Linked DNA regions of Homo sapiens: region 1 is linked to region 2. Evidence: read pairs that join two places in POLR2A ChIA-PET (ENCODE). Cell type or tissue: OCI-LY7. All regions are shown on one strand.

Evidence for each region. ChIA-PET counts read pairs that join two places held together with the same protein. Peaks named below come from ENCODE experiments on the same cell type or tissue, not always from the same donor. Only the 100,000 strongest peaks of a DNase experiment are listed, where the experiment ranks them.
Region 1: POLR2A ChIA-PET joins it to region 2 with 5 read pairs; 2 of 35 experiments call an interaction of 5 or more read pairs at or near these places.

Annotation. Positions count from the first base shown.
Region 1 is chr10:113,689,169-113,697,168 of GRCh38, forward strand. The region is part of intron 1 of CASP7 (caspase 7); the gene reads left to right. Among named protein-coding and RNA genes, the nearest start is that of CASP7, 13 kb to the left of the region's middle. In OCI-LY7, no CTCF peak of the experiment used is centred here; no DNase peak of the experiment used is centred here.
Region 2 is chr10:114,539,987-114,547,986 of GRCh38, forward strand. ABLIM1 (actin binding LIM protein 1) reads right to left here. Exons shown (of 23, transcript NM_002313.7): 5 at 7,664-7,790; 6 at 5,019-5,112. Among named protein-coding and RNA genes, the nearest start is that of ABLIM1, 110 kb to the right of the region's middle. RefSeq lists enhancers at 1,167-1,216, 1,567-1,746, 4,218-4,327. In OCI-LY7, no CTCF peak of the experiment used is centred here; DNase peaks (open chromatin) are centred at 2,095, 2,335 and 4,495; H3K4me3 peaks cover 2,483 bases; H3K27ac peaks cover 4,361 bases.

The DNA of each region.
Region 1 (8,000 bases), 850 kb before region 2:
TTGTTTGTAAACTGTTTTTCTTTAAAGTTTGTTTTATCTGATATAAGAGTAGCAACTTCTGCTTGCTTTCGGTTTCTATTTGTGTGGAGTATCTTTTTCCACCCCTTTACCTTGATTCTATAAGAATCCTTTGTATTAATTAGCTCAGCTTCTTGAAGACAGCAGACATTTGGTTTGTGATTTTTTTTTTAATCCATTCTGCCAATCTGTATCTTTTAAGTGGAGCATTAGGCCATGTACATTCAACATTAATATTGAGGTGTGACCCAATCATCATGTTGATTGTTACCTGGATACTTTGTTTTTTTTATTGTGTTATTGTTTTATAAGCCCTGTGAGTTTTGTGTTTTTGAGAGGTTCTATTCTGTTGCATATTGACCTTTTATTTCAGCGTTTAGAATTCCTTTTAGCATTTCTTGTCGGGCTGATCTGGTAGTGGCAAATTCCTTCAGCATGTGCTTGTCTGAGAAAGACTATATCCCCTTCATTTATGAAACTTAGTTTTGCTGTATACAACGTTTTTGGCTGAGAGTTATTCTGTTTAAGGAGGCTAAAAATAGGGCCCCAATCCTTTCTGGCTTATAAGGTTTCTGCTGAGAAGTCTACTGTTAGTCTGATAGCTTTTCCTTTGCAGGTTATCTGATACTTCTGTCTTACTGCTCTTAGAATTCTTTCCTTCATGTTGACATTAGTAATAGCCTGTTGACTGTATGCCTTGGAGATGTCCATTTTGCCATGAATCTCCCCGAAGGGCTTTGACCTTCTTGTATTTGGATGTCTAAATCTCTGGCAAGGCTAGGGAAGTCTTCCTCAATTATTCCCTCAAATAAATTTTCCAAAATTTTTACTTTTTCTTCTCCCTCAGGAACACCAGTGATTCTTAGCTTTGGCCATTTTACATAATCTCATATTTCTTAGAGACTTTGTTCATTTCTTTTAGTTATTTTTTCTTTATTTTTGTCTGACTGGGTTTATTCAAAAGCCTTGTCTTCGAGCTCTGAAATTCTTTATTCTACTTGGTCTAGTCTGTTGTTAAAACTTTCCACTTGTTTTGTAACTCCCTAAATGTGTCTTTCATTTCTAGAAGTTCTGATTGTTTTTTTTTCCTCTAAAGTATCTATCTCTTTAGAAAAATTTTCATTCATATCCTGAATTTTTAAAAAACTTTCTTTATATTGGTTTTCACCTTTTTCTTGTATCTCCTTGGGTAACTTAATAATCAACCATTTGGATTCTTTATTTGGTATTTCCAAGATTTCATCTTAGTTTGGATCCATTGCTGGAAAGCTAATGTGATCTTTTGGGGGTGTTATAGAACCCTGTTTTGTCATATTGCCAGAATTATTTTTCTGGTTCCTTCTCATTTGGATAGACTGTTTCTTCTAATTATTTTTGAATTTATTTTTGATTCAACCGTTTCTTTCTAATTTCCTTTTTTCCACCTTATGGATGTGACTTCAATGATTATAGCTTATTGTAACCTAATTTGGCTCTGGGTGCTTTTGGCGGTGAAGACTCTGTATAAGTTCCTTGGTTATAGAGAGTCTTTGTATGATGGTTTTCTCAGATGTAGTAGCAATGTGCTTCGTGTGTGAGCAGGTTGACTGTCTCTTGTGGGGTTGGAATGGCAAAAGTCTCTGAAGCTCATCCCCAGTGGTGTGCACTTATTTATTTATTCATTTGTTCATTCATTCATTCATTCATTCCTCCAGTATTACTGGGTTGAACAGTTCAGGCTTCAAGTCAGTATGGGAGTTGTCCCTGGGTAAAAACTGGGTGTGCCTAAAACAGGTAGATAAATACAATACCTAATGGAGGGCAGAGGTCCCAGCCTTGACGTAGGCGGCTGGAGAAGCTGTCATTGAAAAACACTGAGGTCTTTTCAGGGGGAAGGAAGGGGCTACCCCAGCTCCCATCCCAGGCCAGCAGGAGAAAAAACTGCCTCCCATTCACACTCCTGACCCAGTGTTCTGTCCATTCAAACCAGGCAGACACCACTTTCCAGCTGCAGAAATACTGATGTTCCATGTAGAGAGGGATTATAATTACCCCTCATGCAAGCCTGAACCTTGAGGGCACTTGTCCTATGAGGATGCAGTCACCCTGAAGTGTTCTAGAAAGGCTGTCTACAGATGCACCCATGCCACGCTCTTGTGGGAGAAGCCCAAGCTGTAGCTGCAGTGGTGGGTGAGGAGGAAAAGTCTCCTTCTCCAAGACCTGTCACAAGCACCAGGGATGCCTGACTGTTGTAGTAGAGCCACAGACTTTCCCTTCTGAGTTCAGCATTGCACCTGTGCCTCTGCTGAAAAAAACTTCCCACAAGCAGAAAGCTATGGGACTCAAGCTTTGCCATCTGGATTCTTTTGTCCCATGGGTTACTCCTTTGATGTGGTGCACTCCCCCTTCCCCTAGGAGTAGGAGCCCTGAGGGCCAGACTGTTGTGAATGCTGCTGCTTCTCTGGGTCTAGCCACCCAGTGGGGCTGCCACACTCCAGGAAAGTGCCGGGGAATGTCTGCAGGGGGTCCAGTGATGCGACCTGCCCTCAAATTTCCAGCAGTAGGTACCAGCATCTGTTCTGATGGGGGTGGCAGGGAAGTGACATAGACTCTGTGAGATTCCTTATAAATAGCCTTAGTGTGTTGGCTTTCTCACACACTAGCTATAGTAGGAATGAACTGGTCATGTGGACAGACTCAGGACCTACTGATTAGCTGGGGGTAATGCAGGCAGTGGTGACAGATGGGGTCATGCGTAAGTTTTCTCCTTCCTGGGTGCTATGTTATTCTGCCAGCAGATGCTGTAATGGACTGTGTTGGTTGGCCTCCAGGCAGGAAGTGGCACTTGGAAAAGAACACCAGCTGCGGTGGTAGCAGTGGGATTTGTGCTTCTTATGTTACCCAGGTGAGGTACTCTGGTGTCTCAGACAATGCGTGAGGCCATAGAGCTTCCCAAAGTTTCTGTCCTTTGTGTTAAGCTATGGAGTAGGGGGTAAAGGGGCAAAGCCAGGTGGGGGCTGGGTCACGTAAGTACATGCTATGGCTCTCCATGTGTGGGCTCAAGCAGAGGCCCCAGTGGGGATAAGAGGGCAGTCCTCTTGCCGCAGGGGTAATGTTCCAGGGAGGAGTGCAACTGCCTGTGCTGCACAGAAAGTCCACACAGGGAGTGGGGAGTAGCAGGTGACAGTAAGCTCTGCCCAGTTCCCATGCACTTGGCAAGGTAGGTCTCACACCGGTAGTGTTCCACTAGTAGCAGCTAGCTAGGTTCCAGGCATTCTGCTCTCAGAACTCAAAACTGCCCCAGGCCATAAGCCTTCCCAGTTGAGACATACCATGGCTTTCAGGCCACGCCCCTTCTGGTCTGCCTGAGAAACAAAGGTACCCAGCTCTTGTGCTCGTGAGTATAACCCACTGCCCACTCACCCCTCGGTTCTGGCCAAGGGGGTTCATCGTCACTCGAGATTATATCACAAATGTCAATTGGGAACCTCTCTCAACCTATGACAGACTACTGAGTTTGCTGGAAGATGTCCACAAGGTCACCTGTGAGGTAGGACCTGGAATGACTTCCTTCTATCCCTGCTGGAGACCGAGAGCACATGCAATGCACATCCCAATGCTATTCCTTCTCATGTATTCCCCAGTGCTCACTAAATCAGCTTCAGTGCTGGGTAGGGTTAAGACCTTTCCCTGTGGCCTGGATTGCCAAGTTCTCCAGTGGGAATGTATGTCCCAGAGACAGTTTATCCCCCTCACACTCCAGGGACTTAGAATTTTCTACCTGGTTCACAGTATAGGCTGCAGCCCACCACTTCTTTCAAAGGCTCTGTGGTTTCTTTCAGTTTTCCTATTAAGTTCCTGTGTTGCTTCTTGGAAAAAAGTACACAGCATGAATCTCTACACACTATTTTATCTTCCCAAGTGAGAGAGGCATGCTAACAATGCCTCCAATCTGCCATCTTGGAAAAAAATCAGTTGCTTTTCTTTTGCTGCTTTCAAGATTTTCTCCTTATCTGTTTTGACTCTTACCAGTGATTGTAATGTGTCTCAGTGAAGACCTATTTATGCCCAATCTGTTTGGGGTTCTTTGGGCTTCATGAATCTAGATGTTCCTTTCCCTCTCCAGATTTGGGAAGTTTTCTGTCATAATTTCTTTAAATAAACTTTCTACCCTTTTCTCTTTGCTCCTTCTGAGACACCGATACTGCATATATTGGTTCACTTGATGGTGTCCAATAAATTGCATAGGTTTCTTCACTCTTTTTCATTCCTTTTTCTTTTTGTTCCTCTGACTGATTAATTTCAAATGATCTGTTTTCAAGTTCACTGACTCTTTCTTCTGATTGATCAAGTCTACTGTTGAAACTCTCAATTGAATTTTTTATTTCAGACATTGTATTCTTCAGCTCCATAATTTCTGTTTCGTTCATTTATTGGTTTTTATTTCTTTGTTGAACTTCTCATTTTGTTTATTTGTTGTTTTTCTGATTTCATTTATTTGTCTGTCTGCTCTCTTGTTCCTCACTGGGCTTTTTTAAGATGATTATTTTGGATTCTTTGTCAGGTAATTCATAGATCTCCATTTCTTTGGGATCAGCCACTGGAGCTTTATTTTGTTCCTTTGGTGGTGTCATATTTCCTTGATTATTTGTGTTCTTTGAAGCCTCGCATTGTGTGTTCACACTTGAAGAAGCAGTCACCTCTTCCCGTCTTTATTGACTGGCTTTAGGAGAGAAAGACCTTTGCCAGTGAGCTTAGCTAGAGATTCTGGGGATCTCTCACACTTTTTCTCTAGATATACCTGCTCCACACCTCTTGTTCCCTCTTTGGGATTATATGTGTTCTCTCAGTCCTGCAAAGGCAGACCTTGTGCTAAAAGCCTCCTGCTTATTCCTTAGGGTAGTACCCTGAAATGTTCAAAGTTATATGTCTTCTCTCAATCCATCAAAGTTGAGCTGGCTGCTAATATCCCTACCTGCTGTTGAGATCCAAGCATTGTCTGTGGTTGTGTACAGACTGTTGTGCACTGAGGTACATATCAGCTGGTTGAAGGGGTACATAGGCAAGTTGTCCTGCAGGGTTTATGGGAGGGACTTAGGGTAGCATCCATGAGCTGGGTAGCAGAATCTATAGCCGGCTTTTGATAACCATACACTATTTGCACTCCTGCTGCTGCTTCTCCTTGCTCCTGGCTGCCCCAGACGATTCAGCCGTACTATTCCCCTCAGTGTTCTGGGTGGGATGAAACAGAAGTGGGTCTCCTAGACAACATCCTTTTGGGCTGGGAAAGCTGGGTGCTCACTTCACTCTCACTTCCCCCATGGGAGAATTGTGAGCTGGAGGGACCTCTCTTGGAACTGAGCTGTGCCACCTTAGGGGAGGGGTGATGTGGGTAAAGTGAGCTGCTCTTATTATACTCTTTGATGCATCCACTCTTCGATTTTTTGCTCCACCAGTGTGCTGAAACCTCTCAGTGGACTCCTGTGGCCTCACAAAAGTATTCTTGTCCATAGGTGTAGTTGCCAAAATCAGTATTTCTATATAAGAATGAAAACTGGAACCTCCTATTCCGCTATCACACTGACATTTCTTCTTTCTTTTAAAAATAGTGGTTATATTGTGTTGTCATCATATACCCTAGATTGAGCCTTTAAGATTAACTTTAGCAAAAGGGCCAACTTGATTAACACCACATATCAAAGTTAGTGTCTTTGTCTGGTGGATTTTTTTAAAACTTTGACTTACTAGTTTTGAAAATATGTGAGTGTGTATTGTGTTAATAACAGTCTATATTGGAAAGTAACTAAGTCTATGTAAAGGAGACAAGAGAGGCTATCAGGTATTTTCTGCATGTGTGGCCTTATGCTTATCTCCTCTGTGAGTTATCTCCATTTTTGAGAAACTTTGGGTTCTAATCTGAAAAATCTGCCTCCCAACCAGAAACACATTGGTGATGATGAAGGGAGGCTCATGATGTGTTGAGAAACAAGGTGACCATCTGACTTCCCATGGTCATTGTAGAGACCTGGCAGTAGGACTTTCCCTTCTTAGCTCCCTCCCCTCTTCCCAGTTCACCCTCAGATAAGCTGGAAGGTGACACCATAATGCCATTCGGAGTGCAAGGCCACTAGGTTGTCACTTTGCCTCCTTGGACACCTCCTTCTGAACTGCATTCCTTCTCCCCACCTCCAAAAGTTATTACTTGTGCTCAGCGGCACAAAATATTCTGTAAAGTAGATGCCTTCTTGTTTTCCAACTTAATGACAGCATCCCTGGGTGAGCCCTAACTGGAATACAGAACTGCACCTGACAACCGCGGCCTGCTCAGTGAAGTTGCTCAGGGATTGTATCAGAGGCATTTGAACCGGAGCAACTCCATATTGAATAGGGGCTGGGTAAAATAAGACTGAGATCTACTGGGCTGCATTCCCAGGAGGTTAAGGCATTCTTAGTCACAGGATGAGGTAGGAGGTTAGCAGAAGGTAGAGGTCATAAAGACCTTGTTGATAAAACAGGTTGCAGTAAAGAAGCCAGCCAAAACCCAGCAAAACCAAGATGGTGACAAGAGTGACCTCTGGTCACCCTCACTGCTCATTATACACTAATTATAAGCCATTAGCATGCTAAAAGACACTCCCCCCAGCACCATGACAGTTTGCAAATGCTATAGCAATGTCTGGAAGCTACGCTATATGGTCTAAAAAGGGGAACTTCCTTAGTTCCTGGAATTTCCCACCCCTTCCTTGGAAAACTTGTGAATAGTCCACCCCTTGTTTTAGCATATAATCAAGAAATAACTATGAGTATCCCTAGTCCAGCAGCCTAAGCTGCTGCTCTGCCTATGGAGTAGCCATTCTTTTATTCCTTTACCTTATTAATAAACTTGCTTTCACTTTACTCTATGGACTCACCCTTAATTCTTTCTTGCGCGAGGTCCAAACCCTCTCTTGGGGTCTGCATCAGGACCCTTTTCTAGTAACAGTTGGGACCAGGTAGAAATTGGAGTCTGAAGTTTCTCTTTATTCCTGAAAGTTGATCCCTGATCCCTTCATGGGGAAGAAAATGGGACTTGATTTAGGAGAAGTGATTCTAATACTGGCCAGGTGCAGTGGCTCACACCTGTAATCCCAGCACTTTGGGAGGCCAGAGTTTGAGACCAGCCTGGCCAACAGCCTGGCCCTGTCTCTACTAAAAATACAAAAAAAAATTAGCCAGATGTGGTGGTGGGCACCTGTAATCCCAGCTACTCGGGAGGCTGAGGCAGGAGAATCACTTGAACCTGGGAGGCGGAGGCTGCAGTGAGCGGAGATCACACCATTGCACTCCAGCCTGGGCAACAAGAGCAAAACTCCATCTCAAAGACAAAAAAAAAAAATGATTCTAATACTGGCTCTGCCTTGGGCCAGCCACATCACCTTTAGCTAATTCTTTCCCCTTAGGGTGTGTGTTTCATCCAGCCTTCCATTCAATTAAATATTTTAGTAAGCACCTTCTGTGTTCCAGCTACCTCTGCCATAATGAACTTATATTGTCTTATAGGAGCCAAACAGCAGAGCGCAAATAAACAAGCCACATACGAAGGCTATGCGGGAAATGAAGGCAGAGGGTGGGGGTGGAAAGGGCCAGGTAGTAAATATTTTTGGCTTTGTGGCCATCACTCAACTCTGCTCGTAGAGAGGAAACAGCCATAGGCAATACATAAATGAATGGACATGGCTGTTTTCTAGTACAACTCTATTTACTGAAACAAGTGTTGGGCCATAGTATGCTGATTCCCAGACTAGATCAGAAAGGGCCTTAAAATCCAAGGAGATGGCTTTAGATTTGTACTTATAGTTAATGGGGATCTCTTGAAAATTCTCAAGCTGGAATGTAATTTGATGGAAATCTATTTTGTGTAGAACCGTGTAAAAGCATCTGACATAGAAAGAGAGCCTAATACCCCAGGTTGTCGCTGCTTTTGAATTGCGTATGAGCACTTTGTGACCTGCTAGGAATTTAGG
Region 2 (8,000 bases):
TAGGAGGCAGGTTGTAAATATCTTCAGAACTCTCCTAAATTTATAAGTTAATCAGCAGAAGCATTTGAAGATGTACCATTTATAGCAAGATCCCCCTAAAAAGAGAATCTTGCTGTCGAAAACAAAACTGAAAACAAGTGATGAGAAATCAAGCTACAATTTGAGTGTATGCTCTATGCTGAGTGTTACGTGCTGGTTTCCAGAAAAAAAGAACCATTGGTTCTGTCTGATCCCTTACAGCCAAGACATGAGAATTCTAGAACTCAGATCCTTAGAGCCGAAGGGACTCCGGGAGGTCTAGCAGCCCAAGTCTTGGAATTACACGTATATTTTCAATTCTTGCACTTAAAGAAAAGAAAACTGAGGCTCAAAGAAGTGGCAAGCCTTGCCCAAGGGGCCCCAGCTGGTGAGTACAGATTCAGATTGGCTGCCACCCAGAGCCTTTTCAACTGAGCCGCTGGTGCTCGGGCCCGTCTCCCCACCCGTTCAAGCTGATGTGATTTTCAGGGCTTACAAGGATTAAGGAATGACAGAGACAGAGAGAACTCGAGGGCTGCTGGAGGTTACATGCTAGTCCCTTTACCTGGGAAATGAAGACAGCCCCAAGAGGCTGAACAACCTGCCCCAAGTCACTCAGGAATGAGTGACACAGCCAGACCTGGAGCGTCTCTTCTCTATCATTGTCCAGTGACCTTTCTCTTTCTCAAAGGTCCCTCAGGTGTCTGGTGGCATCTCTGGTGACACCACACCTAGAGAGGCCTTAGGGTCCTCTTAGGGCTCAGTGAGTGTTAAATTAAAACCACACAGGGTCTGCAGGCCTCGCTGGGATGATACGTGCATGATTTCCCAGGCTTACTCAAGCAGCTTGAATGGTGACCCGATCATCACCAAAAGAGACTCCCTATCAATTCCCTGGAACCTGTGAATGCTAGCTTATTTGGGAGAAGAGTCTTTGCAGATGTAATTAAGCAAAGGATCTTGAGATGGTGAGGTCATCTTGGATTATCTGGGTGGGCCCTGAATCCAATGACAAGTGGCTTTACAGGAAAGAGGCAGAGGGAACTGTAACAGAGAAAAGGAGACAACACGCAAAAGGCGATGTGAAGACAAAGCCAGAGATTGGGAGGCTGCCACAAGTCAAGCAACACACAGAGCCATCGGAAACTGGGAGAGGCGAGGAAAGGCCCTTCACTAGAGCCTTCAGAGACAGCATTGCCTTGCCTGCACCTTGCTTTCAGACGTCTAACCTCAAGAACTGACAGAACTCAGTTTAAGAACTAACCTCAAGAACCTCAAGAACTGTTTAAGCTTGTTGCTTTAAGCCACCACTGCTACAGCTGACACAGAAAACTAATACATTTGTAAAGGGATAAAATAAATTCATCTGTGGATAAAATAAATATAAAAAACCCACAAAACCCCAAGGTTCACAGTATTTACAACAAATCCACCATCACAATATTTCACCACCACCAAGACCCAAGCATGAGAGGCCGAGGGAGGAGTGTGTGGAGACCGTCCTGCTTTGTGTTGGTAACCAAGCCAAACCGACTCACAAGCTGTCACACGTCAGTGTGATAACCCTGCAGGACGTTTTTCTAGCTCACACGCCCATCTAAGGACTACGTCTGCTGGGTGGAGGCTGAACATGGTGCAAACTACTCCCAGACGCCTCAACTCTGAAAGCCCCGCATGGAAAGTCTCCAAGTCTTAGGCCTCACAAAACGGCCTTCACAGAAACCTGAAGCCAATTTGAGAAGAGGTCTCTGCAGCCACAGTGAATGCCAAATGACTCAGGTCTTGAAGCAGAAAACAGAGTAAGCACATGTTTCTTCCAAATGGCATGTTCTTGGATCTAGCTTTATTTTAGATTTTCTTCCCCACAGCTGTTGAGCTAAATCTGAAGGGAATCAACACACACACACACACACACACACTCACACACTCAGACACACACACACACAGAGCCCTTTTCCCTCCCCAGCATGTTTTGGGGGAACACAGCTCCACATGTGGACTAAGAAGACTGCAAACACGGCTGTCACAAATGTGGGGACCACGTTCAGTATTTTCTCGTCTCTCTTTGTACAGCTGGACATCTGGGAAATCATTCTGATGTTCTATTGTTTCTTTTTATGAGGGCCAGGCTTGGTTGCTCATGCCTGTAATCTCAGCACTTTGGGAGGCTGAGGCAGGAGGATTGCCTGAGGCCAGGAGTTAGAGACCAGCCTGGACAATAGAGTGAGACTCCCGTTCTTTACAAAAAATAACAAAATCAGTTGGGTGTGATGGCATGCACCTGTAGTCCCAGCTACTCAGGGGGCTGTGCAGAAAGATAGCTTGAGCCCAGGAGTTCAAAGTTGCAGTGAGGTATGATTGTACCACTGCACTCCAGCCTGGGCAACAGAGCAAAACCTTGTCTCTAAAAAAAAAAAAGAAAGAAAGAAAAAAGAAAAAAAAAAAAGAAAAGAAGAAGATGATGATGAAGAAGGAAGAAAGATGAAAGAAGAAGGAAGAAAGAAGAAATTAGAAGGAAGAAAGGAAGAAGGAGGAGGGAGAAGGGAGGAGGAGGGAAGAGAAGGGAGGAGGACGAGGAGGAGGAGGAAGGAGGAAGAAGAAGAAAAAAGAAAGAGAAAGAAGAAGGAGGAGGAGAAGGAAATTTCCAAGTTGCCCCAACTCAACAGGTTTATTTCAGTCCTCCACAAGAGATCAAACTCAGGAATCCCAAGGGAAATGGCGTCAGGCCCCAATCAGGGCACTTCTGAGAAGAGCTCTCTGGGGAGGGATGAGGGATGGACTCAGGGCCAGGAGGGGAGGCACCAACCTCCTGTGCATCACACTCTGAGCGCTGTGATGGGACCGCTCGGACTCCAAGCTCCCCATCAGGTGGGTCCCATCCACCTTCTCCAACAGCCTTCCTGGGGATATGCTTCTTTCTCCCTGGTCAAGACACTAGTTTTGAAGTGTCCTTGGGTCAATAATTAAAGCTTTATTGGAAAGGCTATGAGAGAACTCTTTCCACCCTTCCTGTGTGTGCGGAGGGTGGGGGCCCATTTCTCAGGCTCCACTCCAGCTAGCACCACCATCATTTTGTGCCCAAAGTTCTGTAGTAGCCTCCTAGCTGGCCTGTCTCCACCCCAACTCCCTTCCCAGCCATTTAAAAAACATCTGAGCTGAAATGCACGTACTATAAAATTAAACATTTTAAAGTGAACAATTCAGTGGCACTTAGTACATTCATTCACAATGCTATGCAACCACCTCCTCTAATTCCAAAATATTTTCATCACCCCAAAAGGAAATCCTGTATCCATAAAGCAGTAATTTCCTATTTCCCCTTCCCCCAGCCTTTGGCAACTACCAATCTGCTTTCTATCTGTATGGATTTACCTATTCTAGATATTTTATATAAATGGCATCATACAATATGTGGCTTTTTGTGGCTGGTTTCTTTTACTTAAAGGCTCATCCTGTGGTTGGCAGCACTGCTTCAAGGCTGGATAATATTCCACTAGTTGGATACACCACATGTTGTTATCCATTCACCTGCTGATGGACATTGGGTTGTTTCTACCTTTCGGCTGATGTGAATAGGGCTGCTGTGAACGCGTGCGTACATAGATTTGAGAACTCTCATACGTTCTTTACACAACAACCTGGTCTAATCACATGACACTCCAGCTACAAGCAGTTCAATGGCTTCCTACCGCTTTTAGGGTAACACCCAAACTCCAGAATATGACTCTTGGGACCCTGCCCACTTCTCCAGCATCATCTGTCACATCGGTGCCCAACTGACGTTTCTTATGTATCCTGTGCTTTTCCTCACCTCTGAGCCTCTGCAGGTATTGCTCCCTCTTCCCAGAACCCTCTTCCTCGGGCTAAGAGGCAACTGCATTTGACCACAACCACACCCTTCTCTCCCAAATGCAATCAGCTGCCCACGTCCCAGCACACATCCAATGCTGGCCCCTCTGTGCTTCATGGAAAGGGTTTACAGTGGGATTTAGGGGGCTACACTGGGCCTTTGCTGTGAAACCCCACGGAAGAGACAGCACAGCCCAGAAACACCATGGTGGCGGGGAGGGGGGCCTCAGATCTGTGTCTGTGTCTCTGAAACGTGCCCTGCTGGGAAGGTGGAACATGGCTCCGTGGATTTAGCAGCCTGGTCCTTGACAAAGCAAGATGACAAGCTGCAGCACCTGTAGTCATCCCCCTAGTTGTGGGGCTTCCTGACCCACCTCTGCTTGGGCCATACTCTCCACGCTGGCAGGTGGGCCACAGATGAGGCAGTCTTACTTCTTCCTTGGACCTGGCTGACACCCCACAGGCCTGGGAGAAGTAGGGTAGCGACTCCTTCTGAACTCTGGCCCCAGAATTCTGTGTCTCACCCCAGAGGAACTGGCTCAGCCCAGAGGCAGAAGCCTGTGTGGCGGCTGCTGAGAAAGCAGGAAGAAAGCTCCCTAGCTGGAGGCGGTTGCACCTGAACTTGACAGGCTTCAGCTCAGCCCCGGCCACAGGGTGCTCTGGGTCACACAGGATGTGGTTTTTGAAGTTTGGGGAAGCCAATGCCTCTACCTTTCCCCCACCCTTCCTTTCTTAGCTTCCATTCTGAGCCTCTGCTCCCTGAATCTGCACACGCCCACAGATGCATGCATAGACATATGCACACATGCACACATGGATGTATACACACATGATTTCACACCCTTTTCATTTACTCTTGTCTAACTTCTAAAAATGAAAATGGTCTAATATAGCCTGTCCTACATAACTCCTACCAGAACCTTTATCATTCTTTTTTTTTTCCTGTGCAAATTCTCCATCATTCTAATTTCCACGTGAGCCTTTGAGGAGAGTGCAGCACCTTAATTCTTGAAAATAGTCACCTGCGACTACTTTCTTTCTCCACAGGTGAAAAAAAGATGGAGGAGGTGGGAAAGGGTCCCCTCTTGTTTGTTTCTGAGGGCCGCTGAGAAAGATGGCGGTAGCTATGAGGGAGCCGGTCTGCCACTTACCTCCAGGACTTTCCCTGTGATAAACTGGTGACACGCCTCACATTTCACCCCAAAGAGTCCCTGGTAGTCCTTTTCACAGTACGGAGCACCATCCCTGCAAGACAAAAACGTGTTCGGCTCCTGAGGAGGTGGCCAGGGGCTGGAGAAGACACCAAAACCACATTTCTCCAAGGCCTTTCCACAGAAGGGCAGGACATATTTCTCCCCTGCCCAGTGTTCACATGCCTGGCAATCCAGTCAGACCTGGCCAGACAGGATCAAAACCACAAACAAAACGATCCAGAGAGCACTCTGCGGCTCTCGGTGCCACACAGGCGAAACAGCCATGTCGCCATATGGTCACCCTTGCCGATTTTTTACTGTCTCAGAGCTAACTAGCAGAAAGCCTGGCAGCATTCTCTCTCCACAGGCCCCCTGGGCACGTAGGAGTACTGAGCCCACTGAGCCCACATAACAATAATTAATAAACCAGAGAAAGAATGGTGTTAATGAACCTGAAGAAGATACTGGCAAATCAATAGGCAATATCACACCTGAAGGCAAAACACTAGCGACAATTTCATTAAAACCACAATAAAGGCAAAGCTATAAAATATTGTTAATGTATATAATACATATAGTTATTAATATGACACTGAGGCCCGGCACGGTGGCTCATGCCTGTAGTCCCAGCACTTTGGGAGGCTGAGGTGGGTGGATCAACTGAGGTCAGGAGTTTGAGACCAGTCTGGCCAACATGGGGAAGCCCTGTTTCTACTTTAAAAAAAATACAAAAATTAGCCAGGTGTGGTGAGGTGTAGCTGTAAGTCCCAGCTACCCAGAAGGCTGAGGCAGGAGAATTGCTTGAACCCAGGAGGTGGAGGTTTCAGTGAGCCAAGATCGCACCATTGCATTCCAGCCTGGGTGACAGCACAAGACCCCATCTCAAAAAAAAAAAACAAAAAAAAAAAACAAGAACACTGAGCCCGTCAGATGTGGGCTCAGCATTCATTCCCCTACAAGGGGCCCACATGCCAGAGTACAGCCTCTGAACAGCCTGCAGACACCACCTCCTCAGCTCTCAGGAGGCCTCCGGAGCCCAGGGCCGCCTCCTTCAGCTCAGTCAACCTCCTTGGAGCACAGGAAAAATATTATATCCTGTGTGTGATTGCATGGAAAAGCTATAGAGTGCCACCCTAGACTGCCAAGTTACCCACCCCCGCATAGCTTGCAATGTTCCGTTAGAAGCCAGGCACCTGTCTTATTTTGTCCATAATGGTCACCTGAAGAGCTTCTTGCCTTTTCTTTTCTTTCTTTTTTTTTTTTTTTGAGACAGAGTCTTGCTCTGTCTCCAGGCTGGAGTACAGTGGTGCGATCTGGGCTCACTGCAACCTCCGCCTCCCAGGTTCAAGCAATTCTCCTGTCTCAGCCTCCCAAGTAGCTGGGGTTGCAGGTGCCCACCACCATGCCCGGCTCAGTTTTTGTATTTTTAGTACAGATGAGGTTTCACCATATTGGCCAGGCTGGTCTCGAACTCTCAACCTCAGGTGATCCGACTGCCTCGGCCTCCCAAAGTACTGGGATTACAGGCATGAGCCACCGCACCCAGCCTTCTTGCCCTTTCAGTGCAGGTGTTTCAGCCTTACCCTGGGCCTGTAGAATTAGATTTCTAGTGGGTGGGGCCCAAGCAACCTTTTGTTTGCTTGTTTGTTTCACTATATTTTTAAACTACATTCATTAATATTTTCGAATAGGTGATTTCATGTGGTTGGGGAAATGCATGAATTAATGAATGAATTTATTTGTTTATTTTTTGAGACAAGGTCTTACTCAGTTGCCCTGGCTGGAGTGCAGTGGTGCGATAATAGTTCACTGCAGCCTTGATCTCCTGGGCTCAAGTGATCCTCCCACCTCAGACTCACAAGTAGCTGGGACTACAGGCATGTGCCACCATGCCTGGCTTGCTTGCTTATTTATTTATTTATATTAGTAGAGATGAGGTCTTGCTATGTTGCTCAGGCTGGTCTCGAACTCCTGAACTCAAGTGATCCTCCCACCTTGGCCTCCCAAGTGTTGAGATTACAGGTGTGAGCCACCACGCCCAGCAGGAAAATTTTTTTTAAGGCATGAAAAGGTATACGGTGGAAAATTTCCCCTCATTGCCAGGCTACATTTAAAAAAAAAAAAGCCTCACTTCCTTAACTGTAGCTATTATCCACTATTATTGAACATGAGCCCATTTCCTGGCAGGCTGTTTTGTGCAGTCCTAAAAGGCCCACAACCTAGGCTTTGTGTGTTTTTGGGGAGCGTCTATGAATGTACTCCAGCCCTGGAAGGAGAACAAAGGCTTACTAGTTCCTCATAGGAGAATGAACAGCAACAGGGAAATTATTAAATGCTTAATTGGTAATGACATACAGTGTAACAGTGTCAGCTTCATTAATTGTTAAATTAGGCAATGATTAACATATCATTAGGTTTATAGTAGCCAAGGCAAAAGAATACAATTCTTTTCAAAAGTTTTATAGCAACAAGTTCATTATGATGGCAGGATGTGAACAATTTCAGCACCATTGATGGGGTGGGGCCCCTGAGACCAGGACCTGCAGAAGAACCACAACGCCCGGTGCCCACTGAAAGGAACGCGTGCCCGCGCCCAGCCTTACTTGCTGATGTACTCCCCGGTGAGGACCTTCCCGCAGGACTTGCATTTAAAGCACCCCAAGTGCCACTGCTTATCCAGCGCCAGCAGCGCCTGCCCATTCTTGATATCTCTTCCGCAGCCGGCACAATCTGAAAAAGAGCAGCCGCCAGTGGTTACTACACATTTCCTTTGCTAAATCCAAGCAGGCAGCCCAATTTCAACCCCACTGTGTGCCCATCACACACTCAATCAATATTTACTCAAGCACCATCTCGGGTCAGTTTCTTTCCCTGCACAAAATCTTTCTTGGTGAAGGCTCACAGGCTGCGTCCTCGGAAGGACACAGAACGGAAGCTTCA